2 separate regions of the Homo sapiens genome follow, and region 1 is linked to region 2. A link is an interaction called in ENCODE POLR2A ChIA-PET data of the cell type or tissue named here. Cell type or tissue: MCF 10A. All regions are shown on one strand.

Region 1 (8,000 bases), 53 kb after region 2:
TGCACAAGGGAGGTGGAGCTGATTACCCTATTAGAGAGCAAGCTATCACAGAATAGGAAAAAGACCCCATTCTCCCTCCTGCCTGCCACGGCCAGAGGCCCTGGTTCACTGAATCACTGCTGTTGTTACCACGCTTGTTTGGCTTCCTGGAGCAGAGCTAGTTCTTCTGCAGATTCTCTGGGGCTGGGTGGGCTTCACGGCTGTCCTTGAAATGGGATATACAGTCCCGAATGTGGGCATTTTTCTGGAGCCTCTGGAGTCTTTGTTCTGGCGTTAGATGGGATGTTCCCAGAGGACCCAGGCTGTTCATTTATTTGTCTGTACGAACGGACACGCTGCAGCCCAGGCCTGTACGACTGGACACGCTGCGGTCTTTGTCTTTGGAGCCCCAGCAAATGCAAGCCCTGCACATAGTAGGTGTTTAAATAAAGAGGTGCAAAAGTGCGTGGGCCACTAATCTGGAGAAAACCCTGTGTCTCTTTTGGATTAATTATCTGGCTAATAAAGCAAGCGCTGCGCCGGCTAGTCAACGCTCACTGCAAAATCACTGGCCTCTGAGCAGCCCTGAAAGACATAACAGATGAAGATAATGAGTTTGTATTAAGGAGAAATTAACTTCAGATCATACACCCATGAGTGTTATGGCCAAAAGGGGTAGTCCCAAATCCATATCTTATATACGGAGAAACAGAGGCCCTGAGAGATGAAGTGATGCTCAGGGTGACCAGCCAGGTTAGTGATCAGGACACCAAGTAGCTCCCTGCCTTGCTGGGAAGGTCCCTCCTTTGCTGCTCTGAAGTTTTAAAATGCAAATTATCATGGAAGCCACCACCTGGGCCGCAGCGTGTCCGGTCATACAGGCAGGCCTGGGTCAAAGTGTGTCCGGTCGTACAGGCCTGGGCCTCAGAGTGTCCGGTCGTACGGGCCCAGGCTGCAATGTGTCCGGTCGTACAGGCCTGGGCCGCAGAGTGTCCGGTCGTACAGGCAGGGCTGGGTCAAAGTGTGTCCGGTCGTATAGGCCTGGGCCGTGGAGTGTCCGGTTGTACGGGCCTGGGCCGCGGAGTGTCCGGTCGTACGGGCCTGGGCCGCAGCGTGTCCAACTGCACACAGCCCAGGCTTCTTTGATGTGCGGGGACAAAATAGGAGTTGGGGGCTGCGCACCGGGGCCTGCCTCCTGTGCATGGGGCCAGTTCCATTCCTGTCCATTGTCTCAGCTGCAAAGGTAACTGACAAGGGACAGCCCCGCCTCTCCTTCCTCCCCTGCCCCTGCCCGCCTTTCTTTCTGTCCTTCCTTCCCCTGTCCCCACACTTGGCACCAGGCCAGCCTCTACACATCTCCGTTCCCCCATCCCTTGTCTCTGTCCTGGAGCTGTACCTGTCTCCTAGCACACTTTCCTGGCTGCAGGAGACAAGCCTGAGTGATGAATAGAGTCTGAATTGAGACAGGTTAAGACTCAATGCCCCAGGCCGACAGGGCATTCAAAGGAGATTGAAGGAGGTAGGGGAGTTTCATCCCATCAGCTGCCTCCTGGGATGCTTCCCTCACCTTCCTGTCCTGTGTCTCTGGGTGAGACTGCAAATCTGTATTCTCGGAAGGGATTCCTCAAAAGATTGGAAGGGGGAAGGGCACCAAGGGCCTGGAGAAGCCGCTGGACTGTCTGAGGCCAGGCCTGGGTGGTGGGGTAGAGGTTAGGATGGGCTCCCTCTTGAGGGATGGTGGAAGACTGAGTGTCAGGCTCCTGAGGCCTCTTGACCCATCTTTCTATAATGGGCTGCATGTCCTTGGGGAAGTACAGACCACACTGGCCTTGGTTTCTCCTCTATAAAAGGCAGGCTGGATGCAGGTACCCGCAGGTTTGTACTGGCAAGCTGATGATTTGCTGGAGCCCACCTGGGTTTTGCCCTGGGTCTGAGTGTACCCACCATCATTGTTGAGGGGTTCCGGGTGTTTCTTACTGTGAATGACTGCAGTAGAATCCTCAGGGATCCCAGGAGCTTCACTGTCTTGCATTTCCCATCTGTACAGCAGTGGCTGGTTTACCCTGGATCTTTGGGGATGGGTGCGTTTCTGGAAAGTTGGCCCTTGTTGTTGAGCACTGAAACAAGTTCTGGATGAGCATGGTCATTTGGAGGGGGGTGAGCTTTTCCAGAATTTTCCCCACAGCTGCGCCAGGCTCGCCAGAGCTACGGGCCCTGGTGACAGGGGTGCCCGAATGATCCTGGCCAGCTCAGCTTTTTAGTACCTTGTTCTACTGTAGAACTTGGGTGTTACTTCCTGCATCTGTGTGGCCACCTGCCTTTTCCAGGGCATCCCCTCAGATAAGTGGCAGACAGGAAAATTGGACACCGGTGTCTGGAATTATAATATATGCACACTGAAAGCAAGTAACCCTGGAGTGAGGACCCAAGGGTCTCTCCAGTAATAATGCAAGGAATCCGGGTCATTTACCGAGAGGCAGGGGAGCCAGAGATCACCTCCAACCCCCTCCTTGTGAGCTCTTACGTGGGCTCCTGAACTGCATCTAGAAGCCAACTTGACACCAGGCAGACAAACAAAAGGGAAGCAAACACACTTTGTTAGTTTTACCTGGACCTAGGAATCTTCACGAGAGAGTGAAGTTTGAAGGAGTGGCCAAAGCAAGATGTTTTTAGACCTTTTAGACAAAGAACAATCCATTTCAGAAGAGACAGAACAGAAGGGACCTGGTGGAGTAATATACATTTCTAGGGGAGTCTCTGGGAGATCTATGGGATGTGTAACGGCAGTGGAAGAGAAGGGTTACTTTGTGAAGTGTATTTATCCTGGGTCATTGCAGCCCCAAGTTCCCAGGCTGTGCTGAGGAGGGCCATTTTCTTGGCCTGGCAGGGGAAGGGTACTCCTCCCAGAGGAGTCTATGGCTTGGAGTATGCAGGAAGAGACAGGTCAGCTGGCCCTTTCTGAAACTATAATTTCTCCAATGTTTTCGACTCAAAATAATCAACATATCAATTTGGCATGTTTTGGGATGGCTCATCCTTCCACGGTGTGCGGGGTACTAGACTCTGGGTTAAGCATTTTGTGTATGTGACCTCATTTCTTCCTCACATCCACAGTAGGAGACTGAGATCATTTTATTCCCATTTTACAGATGAGGAAACCTAGTCACAGAATGGTTAAATTCGTTGCCTGAGATCATAGAGCAGTTACAGACTTGATTCGGGTTGAAATGCAGGTCTGCCCAACTCCCAAGCCTGGCATAATGTCTTATTTTCGACTGCTTGGAAACCATTTTTCCTACATCCCATCTTTCTACCAAGTTGAGAATCAGTGAGCTCAGGACGCAGGGGAGGCGCTGGCTGCATATTGTAGAGATCTGATCTTGGGGAAATGCCTGTTTATTATGGATATGGCTTATGGACTAAAACAATAGCATTGAATGTACGTTGTATGCATGTAAGGTAGTTGTGATTAACCAAAACCAATGTTGATGACGAACTTAACAGAGAGTCAAGTGTGCTTTAAAAATAAGCTTAAAAAACTGCCTGGGTTTTGTATGCACAGATTTTGGGCCAGCCAGGAAGATCCCTCAGGTTGTGGTTTGAGAATACCTGTTTTAGACAAAGCACGGGTGATGTGTCCCAGTCATCAGGAAGGATGAAATCTGGCAAGGAAACCGTAAGGATCAGATTACAGGAAGGGCTTGCTCAGGGAGAGGAAGGAAGCAAGGAAGAAATTAGTAACTGAAAAGAGGCAAGGAGGAAGGCCTCTTCATCAGGAGGTGGGGGAGTGTGGGGCAGTGGATAACTAAAACAAAACAGCTGTGGTTGTCATAAACACATTTTGTCAGAAAATAACCTGGTGTGTTATTTTCTGATGTTTCAGCCATTGTGTCTTGATTCAGGAACAGCTCCCTTCCGAGTTTCTTTTTGTTTGTTTGTTGGTTTTTGAGAGAGGGTCTCACTCTGTTGCACAGGCTGGAGTGCAGTGGTGTGATCACAACTCACCGTAGCCTCAACCTCCCCAGGCTCAAGCAATCCTCCCACCTCAGCCTTCCAAGTAGCTGGGACTACAGGTGTGCACCACCACACCCAGCTAATTTTTGTATTTTTTGTGGAGACAGGGTTTTGCCATGTTGCCCAAGCTGGTCTAGATGACCCTGGGCTTGAGTCATCCGCCTGCCTAGTGCTGGGATGACAGGTGTGAGCCACTGCGCCCAGCCTCCCCTCTGAGTTTCCATCATTACATTGGCCTATCGGCTGCTGGTGGTAGCCAACCTCTGGGAGGCAGAGGTTGCAGTGAGTAGAGATCACACCACTGCGCTCCAGCCTGAGCAACAGAGTGAGACTCTGTCTTGAAAAAAAAAAAAGAAAAGAAAAATCAACCCTTTATTATGTCTCTGGTGTCTTTAGGAATTGGCTGGGATCCAGCGGGTATTGGCTGCTCTGGGTGGGCTCAGCCAGGTGGCCCTGCTCCACCTGTCTCCCCCTCCTCCTGGCCAAGCAAGTGTGCAAGAGGACAAATGAGTACACAGGACATGTCTTAGGGCCTGGCACGTGCCAGCTTTAAGCCCACTTCTGCCTCATTCTGCTGGCCAAAGTGAGCCACCCAACTCAAACCGAAGGGTGGAGAAATACGTCACTCCTGTAGCTGAAGGCCCTCCAAAGTGGCAAAGAATGTGAACATGGGAAGAAGAAAAAATTGAGACCAATAATGCAATCTATGGTAAAGAGTAATAAATGACTATCAAATTCCCATTGTGGGCCAGGACTGTGCATCTGTAATACCAGCTAACATTTATTGAGCACTGACTATGGGCCAGAGACTCTTTTTTTTTGGCAGACTCTTGATCTGTTGCCCAAGCTGGAGTGCAGTGGTGCCATCTTGGCTCACTGCAACCTCTGCCTCCTGGATTCAAATGATTCTCCTGTCTCAGCCTCCTGAGTAGTGTGGATTACAGGTGTGCGCCACCAATCCTGACAAATTTTTTATTTTTAGTAGAGATTGGGTTTCATCATGTTGGTCAGGCTGGTGTCGAACTCCTGACCTTGTGATTTGCCCGCCTCAGACTCCCAAAGTGCTAGGATTACAGGCATGAGCCACCGCGCCCGGCCGGGCTAGACACTCTTTTAAGCACCTTACATGAATGAGTTCACTGAATGCTTACAGCACTGCCATGATACAGGTCCTGTGATTATTCCTAAGTCGTATCCAAAGAAATGGGGAGAAGAGACGTTTAATATCTTGTTCAAGATCAAACCTGGGCAACCTGGCTCCAGCACTCGGGCTCTTAACTCCAGTGCTGTACGTGATCTGTTGCTAGCGGGGACTTCTTTTGAAAAATACAGAGGCCCAGAAACCTTAAGTGATTTGTCCAAGGCCGCTGGGTGGACATGGACTTGGAATCCTAATCCATGTGACTGCTGTGTCCTCTCCGCTGTGCTATGGGCCAGTGAATGTTGACGGAGTGGTGTGGCTTTATTCTGCTTATTGACTGGGATGTGATCAAAACTGTCGAAGTCCAGATAGAAGACTGAATCTGATGATTTATAATTTGTACAGAACTCTTCAGTCTTGTTGGCTTTCTTCTCAGTCTCAGCAACAACCTTCTATCTTAGAGCTACATGTGAAAAATGTTCCTTCTCCTACTTGTTGATGAATAGTCCTTGAAAAAATATATTTCCATATATATAGCCTAGAGAGGAATGTCAGCAGTTACACATACTAATCAGAAGAAGGCTTTGTGTTTTAGTAAAGGTTAATTAAGACCCATTGAATTTTTTTTCCTTAAAACATAAAAGAAAAATAATGTAATTAGCTATTTTTTTCCCTCTCTGTCCCCAGAGGGCAAATGTAAATGTTCTACCTAAATGAAGCTATTTGTTTAAATCCATCCAGATTTCTTCTGAAGTTTCATACATCTTTCTTCTGCTATATCAGCTTATAGCTACAATAATTTAATAAGTTTTTCCTAGGGTGAAATTGGATGCCCTTTATCGATCTTACACTGAGGGGGCATTCAATTACTTAATCTAAAGTGGTATTTCTGGGTCTCTCAATTACAATTTTGTTATAAATGGCTTGCTAATGATGCTTGGGTGCATAGGTTAATAGGGGGTGTCCAAGCAAGGGCTGGGTAATTGAACACTTTCTATTTTGGGACCCGTTATCTGATTTCTCTCCTGGTGCCAGGTTCCCACAGTGATGGTCTGCAGCCATCAGGCTCAGAATTGAGCCCAGGTGGGAAGCAATCTCACTGAAATGTATACCTGAATCCTTTGGTTTAATACATGAACGGAAGTGCCAAGGGCCCCGTCTTGTCTGAGTCGACCGGCACCAAATGTGGACATTCCAGACAGGTGAAGTGCAGGGGGCATACATGACTCCTTTCTGAAGGAAGAACCACTTGAGTGTTAGGTTTCTGAATGACTGTTCTTGGGATAATTTGTGGCCTACGGAAAAGGCCAGATACAGAACGTAACAGCAATCCATTTTCCTTTCAATACCACCCCATTAATTGGATTTTTCTTCCCTGAGTTATGTTCTTTAATAGTTATACATAGTAAACTATTCTATACATATTTTACTATGTATATTTACTATACATAGTAAAAATTCTTTTGAGGCCAGGCGTGGTGCCTCATGCCTGTAATCCCAGCACTTTGGGAGGCCAAGGCGGGCTGGATCACTTGAGGCCAAGAGTTCGAGACTAGCCTGGCCAACATGGTGAAACTCCGTCTCTATTAAAAATGCAAAAATTAGCCGGGCGCAGTGATGCATGCCTGTAATCTCAGTACTCGGGAGGCTGAGACAGGAGAATCGCTTGAACCCAGGAGGCGGAGGTTGCAGTGAGCCAAGATCGTGCTGCTACACTCCAGCCTGGGCCACAGAGTGAGATTCCATCTCAAAACAAAAAAAAGAATATGTAGTATGCCTTCCTTCTTGCACTCGAGCAAATCCCACCCCTGACTTTGGCCTTCAAGACTCTACAGAGCCTGGTCCCTGCCTCCTCTCCCATCAGGTTTCCACCCCCACCAGCCTGTGCCCCAGGGCCTACCCTGCCAGTAGCCCTCATGGGCTGGGACTCCCCACAGCGTCTCTCTACGGGGCCTTTGCTTCCCCTGGTCTCCACGTGACTGGCTTCCTTCTTGTTCAGGTTTCTCCTCCAACGTCCCCTCTGAAATCAGGTCTTCCCTGTCACCCTGTGTATCATACCTCCCACTTCTTTAAGGCAGTAGCTCCAACCCAGGGGTGATTATGCACCCCAGGGGGCACTGACAATGCCTGGAGACATTTTTGGTTGTGACATGTCAGGGGAAGGGGTGCTATGGCATCCAGTGGGTGGGGGCCAGGGTGCTGCTAAGCATCCTACTGTGCGCGGGACAGCCCTGACAACAAAGCATGGGCCAGCCCTAGGACGGCACAAAGAATTCCAAAACCCTGTTCCAATGGTTGTATTGCTCTCTCCCCCTTTTCTTTATTCTTTTCTGCATAGCCTTTATCTAGCAGCATCTGTGATTATCTTATTCATTTGGGACTTCTTTATAGCTTGTGCCCTGCAGCCCCTACCCCTGGTGGGACAGAAGCTCCACTTGGGAACAGGCCTCCTCTCTGGGTCAGCCCTGCACCACTCGCGCCCGTCAGGGGAGGTCTTGTCTGGAAGCCGCCGGGCTCTAGGGCCTTCACTTACAAGGGACTCACCTGGTCTTCAGATTGCTTGTCCATCTTACTGAGTATTTGACATACTATACAGTGGCTATCGATTTTGGTAAAAACTTGTAAATGTAAGACAGTTTTATGTTTTTTTCTCAGAGAGGCCCCCACCCCCACGCCCACCGCAGCCCAGGGGTATTTTCCAACACCAGCAAATCCTCCAACTCCAGAACCTAACTGATTATCTTACCATTCAATTCAAGTCTGCCCCTACCAGAGGCAGCCTCAGACTCTACCGGTTTGAGGGCTCGGTCTCACCAGACTGCCCCACTTCAGATGCCAGTCCCAAGTATTGGGTCCCCAGGTTACC
Region 2 (8,000 bases):
AGCAATCATACAGGAGAGTAAATGCCCTAATTTTGTGATCTGTTTTCTTCTCCCAAGTCCCCACACTGACATTTCTTGGGCTTTAGGTCTGAGATTTACTTCTTCATTTATTAAAGGGAATAGGAGGTGATGGCTGTGATTATGTGGTTGTGTTTTCAATGAAACATGCTTTTTAATGACTGTGCTGACACAGTCAGACACACGGACACTCCGCTTGTCTCTGTGGGTGGAGAGACAATGCATGTTGCGTCTCTGCAGAGTTTTACTCATGTCGGCATGACAACAACAGTGGGAGCCGTGTTGCACGGGATGCCTGATGTCCCTCTAGGTCATGGCGCCATCTCAGCAGCTGGATGGGCTGACTGCTCCATGGGGGGGCTTCCCATCTCTGGTGAATGTTCTTTGCAAAGGTGGGGCTGGCATGGACTGGTAGGCCCCTAACTCCTACTAGATTCCAATCCTTCCTGCTTCTGGCTCCCGAAGCCTCCTCCTGACAATCCATTTCCTTTATAGCAGCCTCATATTTTTTGACCAGGAAGTGACCATCATCCATCCATCCATCCATCCATCCATCCATCCATCCATCCATCCACCCACCCATCCATTGATCCATTCATCCATTGATCCATCCATCCATCCATCCATCCATCCATCCATCCATCCATCCACCAGCATTCATTATCTATTCTCCATTGCCCCAGGATAAGACCCAGACTCCCAAAAACATCCTTAGGATGATGTTGTTATAAGCAATAGAAGGTCTCAACTCAAACTAATCTAAGACTTAAGGACATTTGTCATCTCACAGCCCAGAAATCCTGGCAGGTCATGCTCCAGACAGGATGTCAAAGCTCTGACTTCACTTCTCCTGGATCCCATGAGCTCTGCCCATTGGCTGCATCTTCAGGGTGGAGGTGAGGTGCAGCTGCTCTGGGCATCACAGCTAGACACAAACATGACAGTATCCCAAGGGAAAAGAGGGGCTCTCTCTCTCTTCCACTGTCTCCTTCCTGCAGATGGTGGAGGTGGGTGGGGCAGGAGATGGCTTTAGGCTGTGGATTTTCTAATCCCCAGGAGAAGCTGATCATGAAGAGTGAATTCAAACCCCACAGGCTGTCTCAGTGGGCCTTCAGGCAGGCCAGGCAGAGCAGAAAAAGACAAACAACTACCTTCAGTGGGTTCCCGAGGCCCAGTGACTGGTCAATTGGGTACAGCCATGCCGACAAACCCATGCCCATGGAAGGCAGAGTCCCTCTCTTCTGCCCAGAGCTTGACACCATGCCACCAGTCATGGAAGGACAAACTCCAAACTGTCTGCTCACCTTGCAGCCCTCCTCCTTCCACCCAAACCACCTCCCGGAGCTGACCGTCCACCCACCCCCAACTCCCTGGGGACTCTCAAACAGCCTTCTCACTTGTCACCTTGGCTGTGCTTTTCTTTTGCCCAGGAAGGAAGACAATTGGCCTAATGGTTCTTTGTGCTGGATGTGTCACCAGAGCAGAGGCTGCCAGAGCCCCTGCAAGCTCCCCTCTTCATCCTGCCTCCCAGCGCCCCACCCACTGCCTCAGGCCCAGCTCAGACATCTCGTCCTCCCTCCCCCAAACAGAGGTGGTGAGGGGCAGGGGCAGTCACATGGGCGCTGCTGCCAGAGGTCCTGAGGCCAAACCACAGCCTTCAGATGAGTGTCAGGGTGGAAGCAAGCGATGGGGGCTGTGGCCAGCCCATCCTTCTTTGGTTTCCTTTTGAACAAAGAAAGGAAACAAAGACCCCATCACAAAAGTAACCTGCAACTTGAGTTGAGGGAAAATGTCTGGAGTCACCTGCCCTGGATGTACCTTCCTGGGCACAACTTGCCATTTGTCCCCAGTGCCCATTGGGAAACCCCCCCCCACTCGCCCAGCCCCAGGCTCCACTGCGTAAAAGGAAGGTCGGAAGGTGGAGCATCTTTTAGGTATTCATTCAACGAACTTCACCAGGCACCCACCGTGGGCACCCCTGTGCTAAGTGCTGGCTGTACATACTGATGTGGAAAGCATGTGGGCTTGGACAGGCTGTCCCTCAGTAGCGGGGTGGCTAAACAAGCCACTTAACCTGCGAGAACTCAGTTTCTGGGTTGGCAAAATGGGAATAGTATAGACCTCAGAGGGCGACTATTGGGATTAGATGAGATGTGTAAAGCATTTAGACAGAGCTCAGAACATGGTAGGCAGTGATGGCGGCAATGACTGTATTAGTCCATTTTGCATTGCTATAAAGGAATACCTGAGGCTGGGTAATTTATAAAGAAAAGTGGTGTGATTGGCTCATAGTTCTGCATCATTCTGCAGGCTATACGAGAAGCATGGGTCCAGGATCTGCTCCTGGTGAGGACCTCAAAGAGCTTCTGCTCATGGAGGAAGGCGAAGGGGAGCTGGCATGTCACGGAGTGAGAGGGGAGCAAGAGAGAGGGGAGGAGATGCCAGGTTATTTTTTTTTTAACAACCAGCTCTCATGAAAACTCGCTCGTTACTCTGGTGGATGGCACCAAGCCATTCATGAGGGATCTGCCCCCGTGACCTGAACACTTCCCACCAGCCCCCACTTCCAATATCGGGGATCACAATTCAACATGAGATTTGTAGGGGACAAACACCCAAACTCTATCAGACACAAAGCTCCTTCCCTCAGGGAGATCACAGGATACTATGGAAGCACTGCTTGGACTTGAGTTTAGCTGGGGGCTCCTAGAGGAGTGACTGAGCTGGGCTTCACCAGGCATAGCAGTCCACGTAGGCATAGCAGTCCACGTATGCGTACTTGGCATCCAGGTGTCTTTGCAGTGACTCAGGGACCGTGGCTGCTTTGCCCTTGGAGGTCCCTGGTCTCATCCTGAGGGAGACAGCACTTGGGGATCTCCGCCTGCTCCTCTGGGCCTCAGCTGGAAATGACACTGACCATCCTGCTCTCCGTCCCTGGATCAGGACTCGCCACGTGGCCCCGCATCATTGCAGAGGGGCTGGGAAATGCGGGGAAGCACATGGATACTCGACCAGCAGTAAATGTGCACCACTCAGAGGGTGGAGCCAGGGGGCTTCCAGGCTGGGGGAGCTGGGACAAGAGGCAGAAGGGCATCTGGGAGCCATCAGTCCTCCGGGTGCCTTCAGGGTGATGGCAAGGAAGGCGGGGGGGCGCTGCTTGGTGGCAAGGATGAGACAGTGGGTCGGGCTGGGCTGGGCCGGGCTGGAGAGCTCTGGCTACAATGAAATGAAGGCAGCGGAGCGTATAGGACACAGAGACCTTTTGGGAGGCTGTTGCAGAGATCTACACATGGGGGATGGACTCCTGAACTGGGGCTATGGCAACACAGCAGGGGAGGAAGAGGAAGGGCCTTAAGCTATCAACAGTGGAATCCAGCTTGGGACGGGGCAATTCCCAGACTCCTCACTTGGGCGACTGTCATTCACTGAGCTTGCGATCAGGGAGACTAGGGCAGCTTTGGGGAAAGATGATGGGCTTCTTGATGGATTGCCCCAACAGGCAGCAGGATACAGCATTAGAGGGCTCAGAGAGACCTGGGCCAGAGTCATCAACCTGCTGAACACCAGGTGCCCTGGCCACCTCCCCTCACACCCTGCAAAGCACCCACCACCCTTCTGCCTCTGACCCCTGCTGGGCACTGCTCAGCAGCCAGTCCCCAAAGAACAAAGGGGAGCCTGACAGATTAAAAAGCCCCGTGTGTTATCCTGGCAACAGAAGCTCGGAAGCCAGTGATCAATTCCCAGTCTGAACATAAGTAATCCCAGGACAGGCAGGGGTGGGCCGGAGGGGGCAGACATGAAGGTGCTCGTTATGGCCAGTGGAAGGATGCTTTTAACACAGAGATGGCCAGGGCACATCACATAAATATCATGCTTTGCAATTGTGGAGGTAATTGAAACATGATTAACCCCCCTGGTCTTTGGTCGTTGGGATTTGGAATCCAATATATTATGAACACTCTGTTCTGAAACTGGCTCTGTCGGCCTCTCCTCTGCAGACAGGAGCTGTTCTCATAAGCATCATAAAAAGCTTCGTGCATTATTGAACAGTGGAGGTAGTTTTCCTGTGCCCTGAAGTCCTTTGCCATTTTCTCTGTTGCATTCTGGCATTTATTTCAAACGCTCCTTTCAAGTCAACACAGACCCACCCGTTCAGCCTCCAGGAAGGAGCCCCCTCAGCCCCAAACACAAGCCCTCGCCTCTCACTTCTGGGAAGAATCAGGTTATCTGGAGGTGAATCAGAGGCTAGCTCTTTACAAATCAAGCAGCGTCTACATTACATTCTAGCCATTTCACAGATGGGTAAACAGAAGTGCAGAGGAGTTAAGTCATTTGCCTAGTTCGCTAAGCAAAACCAAAATAGGGTGAAAATGGAAACCGAAAAACCTGTTCTGACTTAGGTAAATCATGGCCACACCCTGTGCTCTGCAGAGGGAAAACACAAGCTCTACTGGACAAGTGAGGATGAAGCTACCCCTGAATAATCCCAGTGGAAAGTGGCAGGCTTGGGAAATAGAGTCGTGCTTGCTGGAGCCTCTCTGCCTCACCGAGAGGCCTGAGTGCCTTTTATTAAACAGAGGACTATTCAACAATAAATATTTCTCACACAAGGCCGGAGAAGTTACCACACTTGGCTCCCTCCCAGCCTGGCTGAGTCAGCAGGGAATTTGCCAAGGTGCGGAAACCTTGTGTTCTGTGATTTTGGTGTGTTGATATTTTTTAAATACTGAGCTGGAAAGCCTGAGGACTGCAAAACACACACGGATGCACCAACCCCATGGGTTCTGATCCTGAGAAACATGGGTTAGGCTCCTAGGGTGCTGGGAAGCTACAGCGGGGAATGGGTGGGTGGACGGATGCTACGGGGGATTTGGGAAGGGGTCAAAAGCAATGCTGTCTCTCAAATACAAGTTTCCTTTTCTATAGAATGGTTCGAATAAGGTGTAGACCCAGGGATGCTGTGAGATTAAGATTTTCGAAGTTAAGGGGCTTTAGCAGGGAGAGCGCTGGACTCGGATTTCAATCCTTCCTGATACAGTTATGACTTATCGGCTGTGAGTCCCTGGGTAAGAGGTTTCCCCTTTCTGAGCTTATTGTTTCACTTATAAAATGGGGCATTAATATTTCCTACACGAACCTTTAAGAGATAGGTACCAGGGCCCAAAGAACTGCATGAATATAAGTGCGTTTGCACAGAGATACTTACGGCATGATTATTTTTGGTGTGTTGCTACTGCAGCACTTTGCCTGGGGCAGGTCCTGTTCAGCCTTGGGACCTTGTTTATTTGTATTAGGCTTTTTGATGAGACTGGGGAGAGCTCCTTCACTAGGACTTCACAGAAAAGAACTCGTCTGTCTTTCCCTTCACATAATTAATATTCCAAATAAGAATTACACAGCCATTTCTATTAATATTTGATTCTTTGCCTCTTCAACTATCGGCTTAGTTTTCTGACTGAGATGAAAGAAGAAATAATTGTTTTTACAGCCACTCCTACTGAGGAGGCAGCTGTAGACCCTGATCGCAGCCAGGGAAGTAACAACTTTGTTTGGCCTGAGGACAAGAGGTGGGATGACGGTGTTAGCCTCAGTGGTTCCTGTGGGGAGAGAGAAGCCCCCCTCGGCTGCTTTTGAGGCAGATCCTGAAGGAATCGGCTTCTGAGTTCTGAGTGCCTTGGAGGCATGGGGAAGGCCTGCTGGAAGGCTGGTTCAGATGTGCTCCCTGCTGGGAAGAGATTGGTGCTCCACTCCCAGGACTTATAGAAGCCCAGCCTGGGGGAGGCAGATAATTAGCAGATGGGGCCAGAGGGTGACTTTCAGCTTCGACTCCAACACAGCCCCTGTTGGGCACCTGCAGGAGGCAGACAAGTACCTGGCTCGGAGGACGACTGGGCACGGCCTCCTCATCTTGGTAAAGACAATGGGGCTTCCCACTCTGGAAGGACAGAAGCCAGCCCTACACATGGTGCAGTGCCTGGGGGCCTCTGTGGTCCAGGAGATGTCCTTCTCCACTCCTTCACTTCTCAGAGGCTGGGCTCCTGCCTCCTGGAAAATTGCCACCACCCGGGGCCCAACCAGAGGCCAGATATCCCCAGAGGCATGGGGATAGTGAGGGGGTAGCCCCTGATCAGAGTCTCCACCTGGACTGAATTCTTAGAATTTTATGTTGCCCCAGCATCCATTTTGAATATAAATTTAACTTTCTCAGACCAGAGGTAGAGCTTGGACCCACCTGACAGTTTCCACTTCTCTGGCTCCTCCCAGTTCCTCAATGTGTTTGATCCAGACCTCTGCCTTATACCAGGCCTCCTGGTGACCATGTCCCCCACCACCTATGGGACAGCTGGGTACAGCCTACTCGATTCACCCCACTGACGTCCAGACTGCATGGACTGAGCAGATATGCCGCAGCGACCCCCTCTCTACCACAGCAACCCCATGGAACGTGTGCCTGCTTGCTCTAAACCCACCAGCTATAACTCCCATGGGAAACCTGCTTAGATAAGGCCCTGGACCCCAGTAAAGGTTCTGGCCCATGGGTCCCCCCGGCCCTGCTCCCGACGTGCTGGTGGAGCCTGTGTGCCCCAGACAGCTCCCTGCTGCCCGCTGGCCCTGAGGCATGCTGCCCTCTTCTCTCTGGGACCTGTAAGTAATAACACCTGGTTCTGTTATTTCATGTGTTTTGCTGAGTTACCTCCTCTGTGTCTCACTTGACTGACACACCCAAATCTACCTTCCCTTTTGCTCAGTGCTGTCCTAGAGAGTGGCTGTCCTGGTAGGAATAAACTGGACACAAGTCAGGCAAGAGTCACAAGGGCATCTGCCAGCACAAAGGACAGGGACACCTGGTCATGGGTCAGACACTTAGGCCTCAATCAAGCCGTTCCCCAGGGCAAAGAAGCATCCCATGAAAGGTACACAACCACCTCCCCTGCAGCGCTGTCAGGGCAGGGCTAGAGCTTATAGCTGCTCTCCTAGGAGAGACCTGAAGGCCACATTAGGGGACAATATAACACCAGCCTTGGAGCCTTTGCAAACTCTGTTCCAAAGCGAGAAGTCATTGTGATGCCATGTTTAGAGGCAGGTGGCCCCAGGCAGCAGGGACACCATCAAAGGTGGTGTCCACCATCAAAGGTGGTGTCCACTGTGAGTTGTGCCCCATCTGTAGGCCCTGCTCCACCTCTGTTTTGTCCTAGTCTCAGCTCCATCACCCCTCTACCCCCTCCCGTGATAGAGCCTGGCCTGGCTTGGGAATAAAAGGAGAAAACAGGAAATAGCAAACCGCCCCAAGGATTGTAATTGTGACACTGTCATCTGAAAATGTTTGCAGTCCTTGTTGGCATATGCTGCTGGAGCAAAAACATGCAAATCTGGAGCAAGGTGACAGGTGGCCCTTAGGATCCTGGAGGAGACCCCTGGGTTCCAGTTTGGTTCTAGTCTGCTGGGGTGGGATTCTCAGACAGCATCTGGCCCATTTCTGGGTTGGATGGTACTCTGAACAGGGCACTGATTCAAGGGCCAATGAGTCCCATCCCAACTCCTGCAAAGCTGTGTGCATTTTGCCAACTGCATGAGCTTGTAGACGGGGCAGTGTCCTCTCAGTCCTACTCAAACCCTTGCAGGCTCAGCTTAGCTGGAGCACCTGGAAGCCATTGGTGCAGAGCCACAGACTCAGCCGCTGGTGTTTATCACCCCAGAGGTTGCAAAGTGATGGCCTGTGGGACTCTCCTGCAATCTGATGGCATTGGTTCTCACTGTGTTGTACAATTATTTTTTCTGATTTAGTTGCCCATCCAAGATTTATTTTTTAAATTGGGCTATTTCACAATAATGTTCAAATTTCAGACTCCCGTCCTCCATCCAGCGGGAGCTGAGACATAGCTGCTTCCTTGGATGGGCTGGTGTGCTCCACCGTGCTGAAGACCCGTTCCCTGTTGGCCACCTCAGGTCCTCTCATTCATTTCCCAGCCCCCCTCGCCTGG

What was found. Peaks named below come from ENCODE experiments on the same cell type or tissue, not always from the same donor. Only the 100,000 strongest peaks of a DNase experiment are listed, where the experiment ranks them.
Region 1: POLR2A ChIA-PET joins it to region 2 with 9 read pairs; 7 of 35 experiments call an interaction of 5 or more read pairs at or near these places.

Annotation. Positions count from the first base shown.
Region 1 is chr10:124,049,845-124,057,844 of GRCh38, reverse strand. The region is part of intron 1 of CHST15 (carbohydrate sulfotransferase 15); the gene reads left to right. Among named protein-coding and RNA genes, the nearest start is that of CHST15, 40 kb to the left of the region's middle. RefSeq lists enhancers at 499-1,027, 6,842-7,342. In MCF 10A, no CTCF peak of the experiment used is centred here; a DNase peak (open chromatin) is centred at 3,634.
Region 2 is chr10:124,103,052-124,111,051 of GRCh38, reverse strand. No RefSeq gene overlaps it. Among named protein-coding and RNA genes, the nearest start is that of CHST15, 13 kb to the right of the region's middle. RefSeq lists an enhancer at 4,236-4,505. In MCF 10A, no CTCF peak of the experiment used is centred here; DNase peaks (open chromatin) are centred at 4,641 and 5,271.